Regions from separate parts of the Homo sapiens genome. Here region 1 is linked to region 2. Evidence: read pairs that join two places in POLR2A ChIA-PET (ENCODE). Cell type or tissue: Caco-2. All regions are shown on one strand. Links, peaks and the distances in the headings refer to the core of each region. The heading gives the core; the rest is flanking DNA.

Evidence for each region. ChIA-PET counts read pairs that join two places held together with the same protein. Peaks named below come from ENCODE experiments on the same cell type or tissue, not always from the same donor. Only the 100,000 strongest peaks of a DNase experiment are listed, where the experiment ranks them.
Region 1: POLR2A ChIA-PET joins it to region 2 with 6 read pairs; 4 of 35 experiments call an interaction of 5 or more read pairs at or near these places.

The regions. Positions count from the first base shown.
Region 1 is chr19:38,408,959-38,419,028 of GRCh38, reverse strand. RASGRP4 (RAS guanyl releasing protein 4) reads left to right here. Exons shown (of 17, transcript NM_170604.3): 7 at 465-638; 8 at 1,861-1,977; 9 at 3,906-4,181; 10 at 5,555-5,635; 11 at 5,732-5,836; 12 at 5,980-6,098; 13 at 6,213-6,357; 14 at 7,648-7,684; 15 at 7,780-7,914; 16 at 8,031-8,143; 17 at 8,933-9,971. The coding sequence ends at 8,989. FAM98C (family with sequence similarity 98 member C) reads right to left here. Exons shown (of 8, transcript NM_174905.4): 8 at 9,945-10,070. Among named protein-coding and RNA genes, the nearest start is that of FAM98C, 11 kb to the right of the region's middle. In Caco-2, for the core only: no CTCF peak of the experiment used is centred there; a DNase peak (open chromatin) is centred at 1,088; H3K4me3 peaks cover 680 bases.
Region 2 is chr19:38,758,242-38,768,311 of GRCh38, reverse strand. No RefSeq gene overlaps it. Among named protein-coding and RNA genes, the nearest start is that of LGALS7, 10 kb to the left of the region's middle. In Caco-2, for the core only: no CTCF peak of the experiment used is centred there; DNase peaks (open chromatin) are centred at 4,181 and 4,701.

The sequences.
Region 1 (10,070 bases), core at 888-8,887, 350 kb after region 2:
GAACACTCCTTGGGCAGAACAGATAGAGGTTGATTTCAATTCATCTTCCCCAGCCTTCCCTTTGCTTACTGTATACCAGTCAGGTGTACAGTTAAGAGCATATAGACGCCCACCCTGACTCACACCTGTGTGACCCTGGGCAAATTACCTATCCTCTATGTGCCTCAACTGTCTCACCTCTAAAATGGAATGATACTCACCTCATAGAGTTATGAGGATTAAATTATTTAATATGATTACTTGTCAAATATAGTGCCTGGCTATATTGAAACATGCCTCCTCAGATGGGAGAGGAGCATGGTGACGTTAAGGACATGTAGCAGCCTGAGGGTTGGGGGACAGATGACAAAGGTCACTCCGGCTAGACCAGGCTAGGACATCAGAGATCGTGACTGCTAGTTGGATGCCATGGAAGGGCAGGGCCTGAGCGCCACGGCCCACCTTGACACCCACCTCGCTCCCAGCCCCAGGACCTGCGGAGCTACGTTTTGCAGGGCTCAGTACGAGGCTGCCCGGCCCTGGAGGGCTCCGTAGGTCTCAGCAACAGCGTGTCCCGCTGGGTGCAGGTGATGGTGCTGAGCCGTCCCGGGCCCCTACAGCGTGCACAGGTGCTGGACAAGTTCATTCACGTGGCACAGGTGAGGCCCGCCCCTTGGGGCTGCGAACTCCACTGCACGCAGCCACCTGGTCCTTCCCCTTCCAGACCCTCGACCCCACAGGGTCATCCCGGCGGTGACGTCACGCATCTCCCGGCCCCGCCCCCGAGGCCACAGCCTGGGCATTCCAACCAAGGACCGTAACTTCTTCTTTGGCCTTGATGTCACCGCGTCGCACCCACCGTGGCCCCACCCCTTGGCCCTAGACGTGACAGGCTCCCAAGCCCTATGCCCGAATATTCTATCCCCAGGTCAATGAGAGTGTCTCTTCCATGCCCCCACCTTTGTGGGGCATGGAAGCCCGAGGCTTCAATCCCCAGTCCCCAGGCCCCAGCGGTCGCTTCGGGATTGTGCATCGCTCCCCATTGCGTCCGGGCTCTCCCCGCCCCGCCCCATTGTGTTACGCCCTTCTCTTCCCCTCCCTTCCCCCTCCTTTCCGGACACCTTCTCGCCCTTCTGGGGAAAAGGGAAGCCCTACGGCCCCGCTGTGGCCGCGCCCCCTTGCGTATTTCCACGCAGACCACGCCCTTCCTCTGGTGTCTTCCCTGGCTTGCTTACTCCTGCAGGGCCCCTGAGACCTGGGGGTCTCGACGTCCGCCTGGGGTGTCCTTAGTCTGAGCATTTTCCATTCCTCCCTGGCCCCACTCTCTCCACAGCAACCTCTGCCGAAATTTGTCAAAAGGAGGGCAAGGGAATTCCCCAGCTGCCCTGGTGGCCCCACACCTGTCTAGCATCTGTCTGACTCCTCCATATCTCTCTGGCCCTATTCACCTCTGCCTGGCTCCCAGCTCCTGCCCAGAGCCTGCACCTTCTTGCCTCCCCGCACCTGTGTGACTCTCAGAGCAGTCAGACCCCCAGATGGCTGACACCCTGACATGTCTGAAGCCTCCTCCACCTGACACACACCTGTCTATTCCCCAAATCCGCCCAACTTCTCGTACTTCCTGTCTCCCCAGATTTTCTAACCTCGTATCAGTCAATCACTTGCTTGACCCTCCCGGCTCAGATAGCCATCTGACACCCCTGTGAGGCCCACACATGGCATGTCCCACTCTTGCCGCACACACCCGCCTTCTCTCACCTGTCTGATCCCCACATTGGTCCACACATGCCTGGGACCCCACCTCAACTGGGATGCTGTCATCTGAACTCCTGACTTGCCCTCCCTCCCGTGACGGCCCTGTGTGCATGCTTCTCTTCCTAGAGGCTCCACCAGCTGCAGAATTTCAACACGCTGATGGCAGTCACAGGGGGCCTGTGTCACAGTGCCATCTCCAGACTCAAGGACTCCCATGCCCACCTGAGCCCTGACAGCACCAAGGTGAATCCCACTACCCTCCCCAAAGCTCCAAGTGGTCAGCTGTCTTGAGCCCCCACACCTAATTCCCCAAGCCCTGTCCATTCCTGCCCAGGGGTCCTGGTACCACATGAAGTCCTTGCTCCTCCAAATCCCAGACCCCCAGGCTCTGCCAGCATTCCTCCTCCCTGTCATCCATCCACTCATGGTGCTGATCCCTCTCTGCTTTCAGTGTGTCTGGTCCGGAGCTGGACTGTGAGGGAGACAGATGGGAGACAGGCTAGCAGAGAACTTTGCAGTCCCCATGGGGAGGACTGGCTGAGGTCAGAAAGTGGCAGGAAATTAAGCCGAAGATGCCCTGGGAAGATCCTATAGCGCCTTGTAAGATGGGCTAAGCTAGGGAAGTTTTGAGAGTGATGACACACCCTTGATAAAATCTGGGTTTTTAAGAAATAATTATAGGCTGGGTACAGTGTGGCTCACACTTGTAATCCCAGCGTTTTGGGAGGCCAAGATTGGAGGATCACTTTAGCCCAGGTGTTTCAGACCAGCCTGGGCAACATAGCGAGACCCCATCTCCAGAAATTTTTTTTTTTTTTTTTTTTTTTTTTTGAGACAGAGTCTCGCTCTTGTCGCCCAGGCTGGAGTGCAGTGGTGCAATCTCGGCTCACTGCAACCTCTGCCTCCCGGATTCAGGTAATTCTCCTGCCCCAGCCTCCCGAATAGCTGGGATTACAGGGGTGCACCACCATGCCCTGCTAATTTTGTATTTTTAGTAGAGACAGGGTTTTACCATGTTGGCCAGGCTGGTCTCAAACTCCTGACCTAAGGCGATCCACCCACCTTGGCCTCCAAAAGTGCTGGGATTACAGGTGTGAGCCTCCGCGCCTGGCTGAAAAAAAATTTAAAAATAAATTAGCCAGGGATGGTGGCCCATGCCTGTAGTCCCAGCTACTTGGGAGGCTGAGGGGGAGGACTGCTGGAGCCTCCCCCTCAGCCTTTTCATTGTTGTTTTTTGAGACAGAGTCTCACTCTATCTCCCAGGCTGGAGTACAGTGTCGAAATCTTGGCTCACTGAAGCCTCCACCTCCCAGGTTCAAGCGATTCGCCTGCCTCAGACTCCCGAGTAGCTGGGATTACAGGCCTGCACCACCAGACCCAGTTAATTTTTGTATTTTTAGTAGAGACAGGTTTTTACCATGTTGCCCAGGCTGTTCTCGAACTCCTGACCTCAGATGATCCGCCTGCCTCGGCCTCTCAAAATGCTGGGATTACAGGTGTGAGCCACCGTGCCCAGCCATCAAGCTCAGGAGTTTAAGGCTGCAATGAGCTGTGATCATGACACTGTACTCCAGCCTGGGTGACAGAGTGAGACCCTAGCCTAAAAAATAAATAAATAAAAAGGCCGGTCTTGATGGCTAACGCCTGTAATCCCAACACTTTGGGAGGCCGAGGCAGGCAGATCACCTGAGGTGAGGAGTTTGAGACCAGCCTGGCCAACATGGTAAAACCCTGTCTCTACTAAAAATACAAAATTAGCCTGGCGTGGTGGCTCAATGCCTGTAATCCCAGCTTCTTGGGAGGCTGAGGCAGGAGAATCGCTTGAACCCAGGAGGTGGAGGTGGCAGTAAGCCGAGATCACGCCACTGCACTCTAGCCTGGGCAAGACAGCAAAACTCCATCTCAAAAAAAAAAAAAAAAAAATCAAAAAGAAAGAAAGATAAAAGAAATCATTTTAGCCAAAGAATGGGGGATTGTGGAACTTCTCTGAGATGGGGACCCAAGAGGAAGAGCAGTTTGGGGGAGATGCTGAGACCGGCATGGGATATGGAAGGGCTCCAGAGGTTTCCACAATGCCACTGGGTCCCTGAAGGCCTAGAGCCCACACAGGAGGCTGCTCAGGGGATGGGACTGTCCTGATAACGCCCCAATCCCATGTCCCTCCTCCCCAGGCCCTCCTGGAGCTCACTGAGCTCCTTGCCTCCCACAACAACTACGCCCGCTACCGCCGCACCTGGGCTGGCTGCGCGGGTTTCCGGCTGCCTGTACTGGGCGTGCACCTCAAGGACCTGGTGTCCCTGCATGAGGCACAGCCCGACAGGTTGCCTGACGGCCGCCTGCACCTACCCAAGCTGAACAACCTCTACCTGCGGCTGCAGGAGCTGGTGGCCCTCCAAGGGCAGCATCCACCCTGCAGCGCCAATGAGGATCTGCTGCACCTGCTCACGGTGAGCCCCCCTGGCCCCGCCCAGGCTGGGCTTCCAAGGGTACTGAGATATAGGGTCCTGGGTGTGTGAGTGTCTCCAGGACCAGGATAGAAAAGTGCTGGAGTGCATGGGTTTTGAAGCCAGAACTTCTAGGTTTTTTTCTAGCTGCGTGATCTTGGGCAAGTCACTGAACCCTTAAGCCTCAGTTTCCTTATCCACAAAATGGGAATAATAAAAGGACCCAGCCGGGCGCAGTGGCTCACGCCTGTGATCCCAACACTTTGGGACGCTGAGGTGGGCAGATCACCTGAGGTCAGGAGTTCGAGACCAGCCTGACCAACATGGAGAAACCCCGTCTCTACTAAAAATACAAAATTAGCCAGGAGTGGTGGTGCGTGCCTGTAATCCCAGCTACTTGGGAGGCTGAGGCAGGAGAATTGCTTGAACCCGGGAGGTGGAGGTTGCAGTGAGCTGAGATTGCGCCATTGCGCCATTGCACCCCAGCCTGGGCAAGAAGAGCGAAACTCCTTCTCAAAATAAATAAATAAATAAAAATAAAATAAAATAAAAGGACCCACTTCAGAGGGTGGTTGAGGAGAGACAGCCAATGACATCGTTCAAAGAATGTCTTTAAGACAGTGTCTAGCCGGGCGCAGTGGCTCATGCCTCTAATCCTAGCACTTTGGGAGGCTGAGGTAGGCGGATTGCCTGAGGAGTTTGAGACCAGCCTAGGCAACATGGTGAAACCCCATCTCTACTAAAAATACAAAAAATTAGCCTGGCATAGTGGCACACGCCTGTAATCCCAGCTACTTGGGAGGCTGAGGCATGAGAATCGCTTGAACCTGGGAGGCGGAGGTTGCAGTGAGCCAAGATCGTACCACTACACTCCAGCCTGGGTGACAGAGCAAGACTCTGTCTCAAAAAACGACAGTATATGGAGCAGAGTGAGCTCTGTATTCTATTTAAGTAACATGTTTTTTCCCCACTTCCTCCAATGACTCAAGTATCCATTGATCTGAGCTCTGGAATTGCTTTGGGGTTCACATTCTTAAACTCCAAGGTTCTGAGCTTCTCATGCTGATAGCCCAAAATCTCAAGCTTTGACATATCCAAGAATCTAAGCAAAAGGCTACTAACAGTTATTGATCATTGACTGTGTGCCAGGTACCTCATTCCACCTTACAACCCTATGAGGTCGGGACCCTTACTGTGCCCATTCTGTAGATTGGGAAACTGAGGCCCAGAGAGGTGAGGTCCCTTGCCCACTGTCCCACAGCAGTAATGCCAGGATTTGAACCCAGGAGGGGCTTTGGGAAGAGCCTGCGAGTGGGTGTGGGGGTCTGGGGCAGGGCTATAGATGGGAGGATCCGTAACACCCCTGTCTGCTCCAGCTCTCCCTGGACCTCTTCTACACGGAAGACGAGATCTATGAGCTTTCTTATGCCCGGGAGCCGCGTTGTCCCAAGAGCCTGGTGAGACCCAACCCCTGGCCTCGGACTCCCCCAATTACCTCGAACCCCCCCTAAGCCTATGCAGTGACTAACTGTGCTCCTCTGTCCCCGCCCCAGCCACCCTCCCCCTTCAATGCACCTCTGGTGGTGGAGTGGGCCCCTGGTGTGACACCCAAGCCGGACAGGGTCACACTGGGTCGGCATGTGGAGCAGCTGGTGGAGGTAAGGAGGGGAGGGTGGCCCGGCCGCCAGCAGCCAGGAGGGAAGACATCTGTAGAACCCTGAGCCTGGAGGTGGGGACTTATGGCCATGGGGATCATATTTCGACAACTGGGCCTTATCTGCTTCCCCACACTCCTCTGAAGTCTGTGTTCAAGAATTATGACCCTGAAGGCCGAGGAACAATCTCTCAGGAGGACTTTGAGCGACTCTCGGGCAATTTTCCCTTCGCCTGCCATGGGCTTCACCCACCCCCACGCCAGGGGTAAGTGGTTGTGACTCCTGGATCCTCCGAAGATGAGGACACTGGGGTTGCCTGGACTCCTGGGTCTGGAGGACGTTGGGGCAGGTCATGCTGAGGCTCAGTTTCTGCCCCCAGGAGAGGATCCTTCAGCAGAGAGGAGCTGACAGGGTACCTGCTCCGGGCCAGCGCCATCTGCTCCAAGTTGGGCCTGGCCTTCCTGCACACCTTCCATGAGGTCACCTTCCGAAAGCCTACCTTCTGCGACAGCTGCAGTGGCTTCGTGAGCACCCCACCCCATCACCACCCTTAGGTTCCATCTGTCCTGAAGCCGGCAGTCCGCAAACCCCAGATAACCCCCAAATTCCAGAAATCCTCCAGCTTCAAATCATCCTGTTTCATATAAACCCTAAACACCAGACATTCCCTATATCCTGGATAATCTCCAAATGCCAGATAATCCCAAAATCCCAGATAATGTCCACCCCAGACAATTGCTGAACCATGGATAATACCTAAAACTCTAGATAGGAGGCCAGGAGTGGTGGCTCACGCCTGTAATCCCAGCACTTGGGGAGGCTGAGGTGGGCGGATTGCTTGAGCTCAAGAGTTCAAGACCAGCCTAGGGAACATAGCAAGAGAGACCCCGTCTCTACTAAAAATACAAAAATTAGCTGCATGTGGTGGTGCATACCTGTGATCCCAGCTACTCAGGAGGCTGAGGCACGAGAATTGCTTGAACCCAGGAGGTGGAGGTTGCATGAGCCAAGATCGCAGCACTGCACTCCAGCTTGGGTGACAGAGCGAGATTCTGTCTCAAAAACAACAACAACAACAACAACAACAACAACAACAACAACAACAACAACAAACCTGGATAATCTCCAAACCGGGTAGATTATGTTCAAACAGAATCATCCTCCAAATCTCTAGACTCCAGATCATTCAAACTCTGAATAACTTCCAAATTCAAGAGATCCTCAAACTCTGGCTAGTGGATCAATCTCTCAACCTATAACCCGAGACTAATTCACAAACCTTGGATTACTTCCCACATTCATTTATTCATTCATGAAATATTTACTGAGCACCTCCTGTGTGCCAGGTAATCCTAGGCCCTGGGGTTACAGCAGGAATACAGCAGACAACTCTTGCCCATAGAATTTGCATTTTAGTAACTCTAAATTTTACCTAAATCTAATATCTGAGGTGATTATCTAAACTTGAGATAATCTCCAAGTTTCCTTTATTTATTTTGTTAAGAGATGGGTCTTGCTCTATTACCCAGGCTGGAGTGCCGTGGTACGATCATGGTTCATTGCAGCCTCCAATCCTGAGCTCAAGCGATCCTCCCACCTTGGCCTCCCAACCTCCCACCTTGGCGTCTCAAAGTGCTGGGATTACTGGCATGAGCCACTGTACCCCACCCACATTCCTTTAATTCCAGTTAAATCTCTAGCCTTGAGAATTTCAAAACCTGGGTAGCTTCCACACTTCCACTCCCCAGCTGCCCTGCCAATCCACAGCCCTCCCTCTCCTAGGATGGGTAACCTTTTCTCCTTTCTCTTCCCAGCTCTGGGGTGTCACCAAGCAAGGCTACCGCTGTCGGGGTGAGTGGGGTGTCAGTGAGTGGGAGGGAAGCCTTGGCCCGCAGGCTGGAAGAATGGATGACACAGATCGGACCCCTGCCGCTGCCTTCCCCCAGAGTGCGGGCTGTGTTGCCACAAACACTGCAGAGACCAGGTGAAGGTAGAATGTAAGAAGAGGCCAGGGGCCAAGGGCGATGCAGGACCCCCCGGAGCTCCTGTCCCATCCACACCAGCTCCCCATGCCAGCTGTGGTAAGACCTAGAGCACACCGGTGCTGGGAAGGGGCCTGGGGGAAAGGGGTTGAGTCCAAGGTCAAGAAGAGGTCCTTCCCATCAGACCCACATCCCTTCCATCCACCCACAAACAGGCTCCGAGGAAAATCACTCCTACACGCTATCCCTGGAGCCTGAGACTGGGTGCCAGCTTCGCCATGCCTGGACCCAGACTGAATCCCCACACCCTTCCTGGGAAACAGATACGGTGAGGAGAAACCGCCCCTACCCCCAAGTGGATACAGGGGACACAGGCCATTGGCGTGGGGAAGACTGGACAGATTTGGAGACCCATAGAAAGTACAAATATGCAGAAGTCCTTGACTGCTGGGGTAGGAGGGTATGGATACTGGTTACTTTTTAATATTGATAGAAAAATAGGCTGGGTGTGGTGGCTCATGCTTGTAATCCCAGGACTTCGGGGAGGCTGAGGTGGGAGGATCACTTGAGGTCAGAAGTTCGAGATCAGCCTGGCCAACGTGATAAAACCCTATCTCTACTAAAAATACAAAAATTAGCCAAGTGTGATGGCGGGTGCCTGTAGTCCCAGCTACACGGGAGGCTGAGGCAGGAGAATCACTTGAGCCCGGGAGGCAGAGGCTGTAGTGAGCTGAGATTGTGCCACTGCACACCAGCCTAGGTGACAGAGCAAGACCCTGTCTCAAAAAAAAAAAAAAAAGAAAAATAGAAGTTTCAACATGTTGGGGGTAGGGTGGGGACAATAACCACTAGGAGAACAGAAAAAAGGATTCTAGCCAATAAGATAGCAAGAATAAGGCCAAATATATCAGGAGCTACTGTACGGGTTAATGGAGTAAACGCCACTATTTGAGGGCAGAGACTCTCAGATTGGGTTACAAAAAGGATTCCACAGGGGACGTTCATTCATCCACTTACCAGTCTGGGCAGGGAAGTGTTCCTGGCAGTGAAGCGTCTCCTAGACATCATATGCTCCCCACATCATCTGTCATCTTTCTTCCTCCCTTCCTCCTTCCAGGTCCCCTGCCCGGTGATGGACCCACCATCAACTGCATCCTCCAAGCTGGATTCCTAGACATCTCTTGGTCTCCTCTCTTCCTCACTCCCTTCCCCCAGTCAGTCCTGAGTCCTGCCGTCAGACTCTGGCAGGGCTCCCAGAGGTAGGCCTCCAGAGGCATCCGCCTTCCCATCCACACTGCCTTTAGTGGTACGTCCGTCATCTTTTTCCCTGGAAGTGACTTTCCTCTTTTGCATCCTGGTGGATGCTAATCCTGCTCCCTTTCCCTGCACTTAGTATCTGTGCGGCTGTGTGTTGGATACATTTAGACTCAGGCCTCATTCTACCAACTCCCTACATCTCCATTTCTTTTTTTTTTTGAGACAGAGTCTTGCTCTGTCACCCAGGCTGGAGTGCAATGATGCAATCTCAGCTCACTGCAACTTCCGCCTCCTGGGTTCAAGTGATTCTTCTGCCTCAGCCTCCCAAGTAGCTGGGATTACAGGCACGCGCCACCATGCCCGGCTAATTTTTGTATTTTTAGTAGAGACGGGGTTTCCCCATGTTGGCCAAGATGGTCTCAAACTCCTGACCTCATGATCCACCAGCCTCAGCCTCCCAAAGTGCTGGGAATACAGGCGTGAGCCACCACGCCCAGCTCCTGTTTTTCTGCATAGAATGTGCTCCCTCTGACAGCCTATACTTTTTCCCTCTTTATCTCGTTGAACGTCTGTCTTTCCTCAACAGGAGCATCAACTCCAGGAGAACAGGGATTTCTATCAATGTCATTCACTGCTGCATCCCCAGTGCCTAGAACAGGGCTGGCAGGTGGTAGGCGCCTGACAGATGCTTGTCTGATGCCTGAATGTCTCCTTACCCATGCCCACGGCACAGGATAGATGTGCTATAGGGCAAAGAACTTTGAGGGTCGAGCAGCAGGGGCCCATTCAGTCCCAGGGAGCAGAGACCCCCCCAACCCCTTCACAAACCCCAACACCCCTGACTTGGCCCCCACAGAGAGAGGTCCTACAGCTGTCATAAATTAAATTTATTCTCTGGAGAACATGGTTCTTGGTATTGACGTGAATGGGAGCAGGGCATTTGGGGACTCAGGAATAGGAGATGGGGGGCTTGGGTGCCAAATACCAAGGAAAGCCTT
Region 2 (10,070 bases), core at 943-8,942:
TCCACCCACCTCAGCCTCCCAAAGTGCAGGGATTACAGATGTGAGCCACTGCACCCAGCCACTTTTTATATATTTTCAAAGACAACGTCTTGCTCTGTCTCACCCAGGCTGGAGCATAGGGGCATGATCCCAGCTCACTGAAGCCTCGACCTCCAAGGCTCAAGCGATCCTCCTGACTCAGCCTCCAGAGTACCTGGGACTACAGGCACGCACCACCGTTCCTGGCTAATTAAAAAAAAAAATTTTTTTTTAAGGACAGGGTCACTCAACCTCTGTAGGCATCAAATTCCTCATTGGGAAGTTTCCCAATTGGGAACTCAAGGAAGGGTTGGCACAGTGGCTAGACACAGTAGGAACTCCTGGACTCAAGCAATCCTGCTGCCTCAGCCTCCCAAAGTGCTAGGAACAGAAGCGTGAGCCACCTCACCTAGCCTTGGTGTTTTTAATATCAACTTCATTGAGATGTCATTTATACACAGTAAAATTCTTCCTTTTAAAGTGTACAGTTTTGGCTGGGTGGGGTGGCTCACGCCTGTAATCCCAGCACTTTGGAATGCCGAAGCAGGTGGATCACCTGAGGTCAGGAGTTCGAGACCAGCCTGGCCAACATGGTGAAACCCCATCTCTACTAAAAATACAAAAATTAGCTGGGCGTGGTGGCGCATGCCTGTAATCCCAGCTACTATGGGGGCTGAGGCAGGAGGATCGCTTGAACCTGGGAGGCAGAGGTTGCAGCGACCCGAGATGGTGCCACTGCACTCCAGCCTGGGCAACAGAGCAAGACACCATCTCAAAAAAATAAATAAGTAAATAAAAAAAATTTTAAAAAGTGTACATTTCCGTGAATTTAGACAAACACATCCCATTGTGTGGCCACCATGATCAAGGTAGAGTCTACTTATGAGATTTCCATCACCCCTCCCAGCCACACCCCTGGCACCTGGGTGGTGACCACTGATCCACTCTCAAGCTTCTTAAATTAGTTTTTCCTGCTCTAAAACTTGGTGGAGGCTGGGCGCGGTGGCCCTCTCCTATAATTCCAGTACTTTGGGAGGCTGAGGTGGGTGGATCACCTGAGGTCAGGAGTTCAAGACCAGCCTGGCCAACATGGTGAAACCTGTCTCTACTGAAAATAGAAAAATTATTTGGGCATGGTGTCGCATGCCTCTAGTCCCAGCTACTCGGGAGGCTGAGGCAGGAGAATCGCTTGAACCTGGGAGGTGGAGGTTGCAGTGAGTCGAGATCACGTCACTGCACTCCAGCCTGGGGGACAAGAGCGAAACTCCTTCTCTAAATAAATAAATAAATAAATAAATCTGGGTAGAAAAGTATAGTACTCTTTTTGTAAAAGTCTGGCTACTTCTGCTTAGCGCACATAATGTTTAAGTTCATTCGTGTGTTTTCTTCATGCAGTTCATTTCTTTGGGTTGTAATCCATTGTGTGAACCTGAGTTTGCTGATCTGTTCACCTGTTGATGTACACGTGAGTTGTTTCCAGTGTGGATGTTTATGAATAAAGATTGTATGAAAAGTCTTTTTGTGGGCTGATGTTTTGATTTCTTTTGGGTAAATACCCAGGAGTTGAGTTGCTGTGTCATATAAGTGTATGTTTAAGTTTATTTATTTATTATTATTATTATTTGAGCCAGGGTCTCCCTCTGTCACTGAGGCTGGAGTGCAGTGGCACCACCATAGCTCACTGCAGCCTCCACCTTGGCTCAAGCAATCCTCCTGCCTCAGCCTCTAGAGCAGCTGGGACTATGGGTGTATGCCACTATGCATAGATAATTTTTATTTGATTTTATTTATTTATTTATTTATTTATTTATTTATTTATTTATTTTTGAGATGGAGTTCCACTCTGTCACCCAGGCTGGAGTGCAATGACGCGATCTCTGTTCACTGCAACCTCCACTTCCTGAGTTCAAGCGATTCTTGTGCCTCAGCTTCCCGAGTAGCTGGGATTACAGACGTGTGCCACCATGCCCGACTAATTGTTTGTATTTTTAGTAGAGGCAGGGTTTCATCATATTGGCCAGGCTGGTCTTGAATTGCTGACCTCAGGTTATCCACCTGCTTCGGCCTCCCAAAGTGCTGGGATTACAGGCATGAGCCACCACGCCCAGCCTAATTTTTAAATTTTTTTTAGAGGCAAGGTCTCACTGTATTCTCCAGGCTGGTCTCAAACTCCTGGGCTCAAGCAATCCTCCTGCCTCAGCCTCCCAAAATGGTGTGGTTACAGGCATGAGCCCCTGTGCCCTGCCCAATATGCTTACCTTTATAAGAAATTTCAGGTCGGGCGTGGCGGCTCATGCCTGTAATCCCAGCACTTTGGGAGACTGAGGCAGGTGGATAATCTGAGGTCAGGAGTTTGAGACCAGCCTGACTAACATGATGAAACCTCGTCTCTACTAAAAATACAAAAATTAGCCAGGTGTGGTGGCAGGTGCCTGTATTCCCAGCTCCTCGGGAGGCTGAGGCAGGAGAATCGCCTGAACCCGGGAGGCGGAGGTTGCAGTGAACCGAGATCATGCCATTGCACTCCAGCCTGGGCGACAGAGCAAAACTCCGTCTCCAAAACAAAACAAAACAAAAAACAAAATGAACAACAACAAAAAACACTTCAAGTTTGTGATCTGCTCAGGAAAAAAAGAAAGAAATGGCCAAACTATTTTTCAGTATGATTGAACCACTCTATACTCCCAACCTTCAGTATATGAACATTTCAGCTAAGCTTTATCCTTATCAATACTTGGTATTGTCAGGTTTTGGGGTTTTTTTGTTTGTTTTAATTTTATCCATTCTAGTGGATGTTTATTGATATTTCATTGCTGTTTCCATTTGCATTTTCCTTTAATGTTCTTGACCATTATTTGACATGCCTGTGGCCATTCGATATCCTCTCTTGTGAATCGCCTGTTCAAATCTTTTGCTCATTTTCAATTGGATTGTTTATTTTCTTCTTATTGAGTTGCAAGAGCTTTTCATATTTTCTGGATATTTCCTTTGTCAAATATATGTAATATGAATATTTTCTCTCCTTCTGTGGTTAGCCTTTTCATTTTCTTTTCTTTTTTTCTTTTTTTTTTTTTTTTTGAGACGGAGTTTTGCTCTTGTTGCCCACGCTGCAGTACAATGGCAGGATCTCGGCTCACTGCAACCTCCACCTCCCAGGTTCAAGCAATTCTCCTGCCTCAGCCTCCAGAGTAGCTGGGATTACAGGCGCCCGCCACCACGCTAGCCAATTTTTGTATTTTTAGTAGAGACGGGTTGTCACCACATTGGCCAGGCTGATCTCAAACTCCTGACCTCAGGTGATCCACCCACCTTGGCCTCCCAAAGTGCTGGGATTACAGGTGTGAGCCACCGTGCCCGGCTAGCCTTTTCATTTTCTTTATTTTTAGTTTATTTTATTTTTTGAGACAGAGTCTCTGTCGCTCAGGCTGGCGTGCAGTGGCACAATCTCAGTTCACTGCAACCCCCTCCTCCCAGGTTCAAGTGATTCTCCTGCCTCAGCCTCCCAAGTAGCTGGGATTACAGGCACCTGCCACCATGCCTGGCTAATTTTTGTATTTTTAGTAGAGATGGGGTTTCATCATGTTGGCCAGGCTGGTCTGGAACTCCTGACCTCAGGTGATCCACCCGCCTCGGCCTCTCAAACTGCTGGGATTACAGAGGTGAGCCCCCACGCCTGACCGAGCCTTTTTATTTTCTTAAAGATGTCTTCCTCAGAACAAAAGTCTAATCGTGATGGCGTTCATTTTATCAGTTATTTTTTCTGTTATGTAGTGTGCTTTTGTGACCTACTTAAATCTTTGCTTAAGAAATCTTCGTGAGAAACATTTGTCACAAAGATTTCTTTTTACATTTTATTGTAGAAGGTTTATAGTTTTAGCATTTAAGTTTAGTTTTTAAACCTTAGTTAATTTTTTTTTTTTTTGAGATGGAAATTCACTCTTCTCAACCAGGCTGGAGTGCAATGGCGTGATCTCGGCTCACTGCAATCTCCACCTCCCGGGTTCAAGCGATTCTCCTGCCTCAGTCTACTGAGTATCTGGGATTACAGGCACCCGCCACCACGCCCGGCTAATTTTTGTATTTTTAGTAGAGACAGGGTTTCACCATGTTGGCCAGGCTGTTCTTGAATTCCTGACTTCAGGTGATCCACCCGCCTTGGTCTCCCAAAGTGCTGGGATTACAGGCGTGAGTCACAGCACTCGGCCTAACTTTAGTTAATTTTTGTCTCATTAGTTAATATATTATTTCTAGTTAATTTTTAGTTATTTTTAGTTAATTTTTGTGTGTGGTATGAGTTAAGGGTCAAGGTTCTTTTCTCACTCTATAGATGTCCAGTTATTTCAGCACCATTTGTTGAAGTGACTGTTTTTTCTCCTCATTGAATTATATTGGCAATTTTGTTAAAAATTAATTGACCATTTTTGTTGTTTTAAATCTGGACTTAATCATTCTTCTGATTCCTTGATTTATATATCTATCCTTATCATGATAGCATATTCCTGATTACTGTAGCTTTATAGTGAGTCTTTCTCTCTTTTTTTTTTTTTTTTTTTTTGAGACGGAGTCTTACTTTGTCGCCCAGGCTGGAGTGCAGTGGCGTGATCTCTGCTCACTGCAAGCTCCGCCTCCTGGGTTCACGCCATTCTCCTGCCTCAGCCTCCAGAGTAGCTGGGACTACAGGCACCCACCACCACGCCCGGCTAATTTTTTTGTATGTTTAGTAGAGACGGGGTTTCACCGTGTTAGCCAGGCTGGTCTCTTAACTCCTGACCTTGTGATCCACCTGCCTCGGCCTCCCAAAGTGCTGAGATTACAGACGTGAGCCACTGCGCCTGGCCTTTTTTTTTTTTTTCCTTTAAAAAAGACGGAGTCTCTCTCTGTCACCCAGGCTGGAGTGCAATGGCACAATCTCAGCTCACTGCAACCTCTGCCTCCTGAGTTCAAGCAATTCTCCTGCCTCAGCCTCCTGAGTGCTGGGATTACAGGTGCCTGCCACCATGCCCAGCTAATTTTTGTAGTTTTAGTAGAGATGGGATTTCACCATGTTGGTCAGGCTGGTCTCGAACTCCTGACCTCAGGTGATCTGCCCACCTCGGCCTCCCAAAGTGCTGGCATTACAAGCATGAGCCACTGCGCCTGGCTTCTTCTTCTTCTTTTTTTTTTTTTTTGAGACAGATTCTCACTTTGTTTCCCAAGCTGGAGTGCAGTGGTGCGATCACAGTTCACTGTGGTTTCAACCTCCTGGGCTCACCCTCCTAAGTAGCTGGGACTACAGGCACATGCCACCACACCCAGTTAATTTCTGTATTTTTTGGAGAGACATGGTCTCGCCATGTTGCCCAGGCTGGTCTGGAATTCCTGGGCTCAAGCCATCCACCCACCTTGACCTCCCAAAGTGAATAGTGAGTCTTAAAGTCACATTATATGCCTTGCAACTTTGTTCTCCTTTCTCAAAATTGTTTTGTTTATTCTATGTCATTTTCATTTTTCAATACATTTCAATGGATACTTGTACAAAAATTGTATCTGTGTTTCTATTTTGTTCTTGAGTCAGTTTTGGTAATTTGTGTCTCTCTAGGGATTTGTTCATTTCATTTAAATTGCCTAATTAGTTGACCTAAATCTGTTCATAATATTCCCCTGTGATTTTTTAAAATTTGTGTACCATGTTAGTGTTTTTCCCTCCTTCATTCTTGCTTTTGGTAATTGAGGGCTTCTGTCTTTTTTATTTTTCTTACTCTTTTGTTGAACTTTTTAATGAGCTAACTGATTTCATTGAAAACCAGTATACTAGTTTGTTTGTTTGTTTGTTTGTTTTTGAGACAGAGTTTCACTCTGTCGCCAAAGGCTGGAGTGCAGTGGTGTGATCTCGGCTCACATCAACCTCCACCTCCGGATTCAAGCGATTCTCCTGCCTCAGCCTCCTGAGTAGCTGGGATTACAGGTGCCCACCACCATGCCCCACCAATTTTTGTATTTTTAGTAGGGACGGGGTTTCACCATGTTGGCCAGGCTGGTCTTGAATTCTTGATCTCAGGTGATCCACCTGCCTCGGCCTTCCAAAGTGCTGGGATTACAGGTGGGAACCACTGCACCCGGCCCAGTTTTGCTGATCTTTTCTTTTTTTGAGACAAGAGTCTCACTCTGTCACCCAGGCTGGAGTACAGTGGCATGATCTCGACTCACTGCAACCTCGGCCTCTTGGGTTCAAGTGATTCTCCTGTCTCAGCCTCCAGCTGGGATTACAGGTGTGTGCCACCATGCCCAGTTAATTTTTGTATTGTTAGTAGAGACAGGGTTTCTCCATGTCGACCGGGCTGGTCTCGAACGCCTGACCTCAAGTGATCTACCCACCTTGGCCTCTCAAACTGCTGGGATTACAGGTGTGAGCCACCACACCTGGCCTGTTAATCTTTTCAATACCGGTTTTGTTGATGTTTTCAATGAGCCAATTTCAGTTTCATTGCTTTTTCTCTATTGTTTTTATATTTCTGTTTCATTGCTGTCCATTTAGATCTTTATTACTTCCTTCTTACTATTTTCTTTGAGTTTGATTTACTCTTCTTTTTCTAGCTTTGGAGGTGGAAGCCTAAATTATTGATTTTAGGCCTTCTTTCCATTCTAATGTGTTGGGGTTTTTAAAATTTTCACCAGGCTGACTCAACACTAATATGTTTTTTAAGCTATAAGTTTCCCGCTAATTACTACATTGCCAGCATCCTGTACATTTTTATTTCCTGTGTTTTTGTTTTTATTCAGCTCAAGGTATTTTCTAAATTCATTTTTGATTTTTTTTTTTTTTTTTTTTAGATGGAGTCTCACTCTGTCACCCAGGCTGGAGTACAGTGGCGTGATCTCAGCTCACCACAACCTCCACCTCCCAGGTTCAAGCAATCCTCCTGCCTCAGCCTATCAAGTAGCTGGGACTACAGGCATGAGCCACCACGCCCAGCTAATGTTTGTATTTTTTAGTAGAGACACGGTTTCACCGTGTTGGCCAGGCTGGTCTCGAACTCCTGATCTAAGGTGATCCACTGGCCTTGGCCTCCCTTGGCTGGGATTATAGGCATGAGCCACCACACCTAGCCAGATTCCTTCTTTGACACATAGGTCATCTACAAGTATGTTGTTTAGTTTTCTTATATTTAGAGATTTTCTAAATTTCATTTTATTGTTGGCTTTTAGCTTAGTTCCATTATAGTTAGAAGTAATACTTTTTAAATTATTTTTTATTTTTACTATTATTATTTTCTAATAGAGATGGGGGTCTCATTATGTTGCCCAGGATGGCCTCAAACTCCTGGGCTCACGAGATCCACCTGTCTTATCTCACATAATAATTTCTTTCCCTCCCACCCTCCCTCCCTCCCTCCCTCCCTCCCTCCCTTCCTTCCTTCTTTCTTTCTTTCTTCTTCTTCTTTTTTTTTTGAGATGGAGTCTCTCTCATCCAGGCTGGAGTGCACTGATGCAATCAGCTCACTGCAACCTCTGCCTCCTGGGTTCAAGTGATTCTCCTGCCTCAGCCTCCAAGTAGTTGGGACTAAAGGCAGGTGCCACCACACCTGGCTAATTTTTGTATTTTCAGTAGAGATGGGGTTTTGCCATGTTAACTGGGCTGGTCTGAAACTCCAGACCTCAGGTGGTCCACCTGCCTAAGCCTCCTAACATGCTAGGATTACAGGCGTGAGCCACTGTGCCCGGCCCAATCCTATGTCTCTCTCTTTTTTTGTGTGTGTTTTTTTTTTTAGATGGAGTCTCTCTCTATTGCCCAGGCTGGTGTGCAGTGGTGTGATCTCAGCTCACTGCAACCTGGTTCAAGTGATTCTCCTGCCTCAGCCTCCCGAGTAGCTGGGACTACAGGTGCCTGCCACCACACCCAGCTAATTTGTATTTTTAGTAGAGTTGGGGATTCACCATATTGGCCAGGCTGGTCTCAAACTCCTGATCTTGTGATCTGCCCGTCTTGGCCTCCCAAAGTATTGGGATTACAGGTGTGAGCCACTGCATAGCTGGCCTCTCCTTATCTTAAAAAAAAAAAAAAAAAGAGGAGATTGAGGCAAGGCGAAGTTTTAAATTTTTAAATAATAATAACAATAATAATTATTATTATTATTATTTTGAGACAAGATCTCGATCTGTTGCCCAGGTTGGAGAACAGTGGTGCAATCTCGGCTCACTGCAACCCCCGCTTCCCGTCCTCAAGCCATCCTCCCACCTCAGCCTCCTGAGTAGCTGGGAATACAGTCGCACACCACCATGCCCAGCTAATTTTTGTATCTTTTCTAGAGACAGAGTTTCACCATATTGCCCAGGCCGATCTCAAACTCCTGGACTCTAGGGGTCTGCCTGGGTCAGCCTCCCAAAGTGCTTGGATTACAGGTGTGAGCCACCATGCCCAGCCAAGGGGAAGTTTTCAAAGGCAAAATGAGGAGGATTACATAAAGTGTTTTGAATCAATTATCCTTGGCTACGAGACTTGAAACAAGGGTGGCATCAGTCCAAGGTTGGACAGGCAGTTACTGGACAAAAGTACTTTCTGTGTAACGTTGCAGTGGACTTTGTGCGAGGTTGTGGTTTTTGGAGAGTCTTCCGCAATCGTTCCTATCAGGCATTTGTGCATGAGCACGCTCCTTTCATGACCTTCCCGGTTCCTTTTTTTTTTTTTTTTTGAGACGGAGTTTCACTCTTGTGGTCCAGGCGCTGGAGTGCAATGGTGCGATCTTTGCCTCTTGGATTCAAGTGATTCTCCTGCCTCAGCCTCCTGAGTATCTGGGATTATAGGTGCCCACCACCAGTCCCGGCTAATTTTTTGCATTTTTAATAGAGACAGGGTTTCACCATGTTGGCCAGGCTGGTCTCCAACTCCAGACCTCAGGTGATCCACCCACCTCGGCCTCCCAAAGTGCTGGGATTACAGGTGTGAGCCACCACACCTGGCCCAGTCTCTGGTTTTCTATATGGTCATCTATACGGTCTTAAGTTCTAAGAAATGCATGGTTAGGCAATTTCGTCAGGGTGTGAACATCATAGAGTGACTTATGCAAACGTAGATGGTACAGCCTACCCCACACCTAGGCTATATAAAGTAACCTACAGCTCATAGGCTACAAGCATGCACAGCATTTAACTGTACTGAACACAGTGGGCAATTGTAACACAATGGTAAGTATTTGTGTATATAAACATATCTGAACATAAAAAAGGTACAGTAAAACTATGGTATAAAAGATGGAAAATGGGCCAGGAGCAGTAGTTCATGCCTGTAATCCTAGCACTTTGGGAAGCTGAGGTGGGCAGATCACTTGAGGTCAGGAGTTCGAAACCAGCCTGGCCAACATGGTGAAACCTCGTCTCTGCTAAAAATACAAAGAAGTTTAGGCCAGGCACGGTGGCTCACGCATGTAATCCCAGCACTTTGGGAGCTGAGGTGGGCGGATCACGAGGTCAGGAGTTTGAGACCAGCAGGACCAGCATGGTGAAACCCCATCTCTACTAAAAACACAAAAATTAGCCAGGCATGGTGGCACGTGCCTGTAATCCCAGCTGCTTGGGAGGCTGAGGCAGGAGAATCGCTTGAACCCGGGAGGCGGGGGTTGCAGTGAGCCAAGATCATGCCACTGCACTCCAACCTGGACAACAGATAGAGACTCTGGCTGAAAAAAAAAAAAAATACAAAGAAGTTAGCCAGGTGTGGTGGTGCACGCCTGTAATCCCAGCTATTTGGGAGGTTGAGGCAGGAGGATCACTTGAACCTGGGAGATGGAGGTTGCAGTGAGCGGAGATCATGCCACTGCACTCCAGCCTGGGTGAGAGAGTGAGACTCCATCTCAGAAAAATAAATAAAAGATGACAAATGGTACGCCTGTATGGGACACTTACCAGGAATGGAGCTTGCAGGACCGGAAGTTGCTCCAGGTGTGAGTGAGTGAGTGGTGAGTGAATGTGAAGGCTAGGACAGCACTGTACACTCCTGTAGACTTTATAAGCACTGTACTCTTAGGCTACCCTAAATTTAAAAAAATAAAGTAATTGTGCTACAGCATTGTGATGGC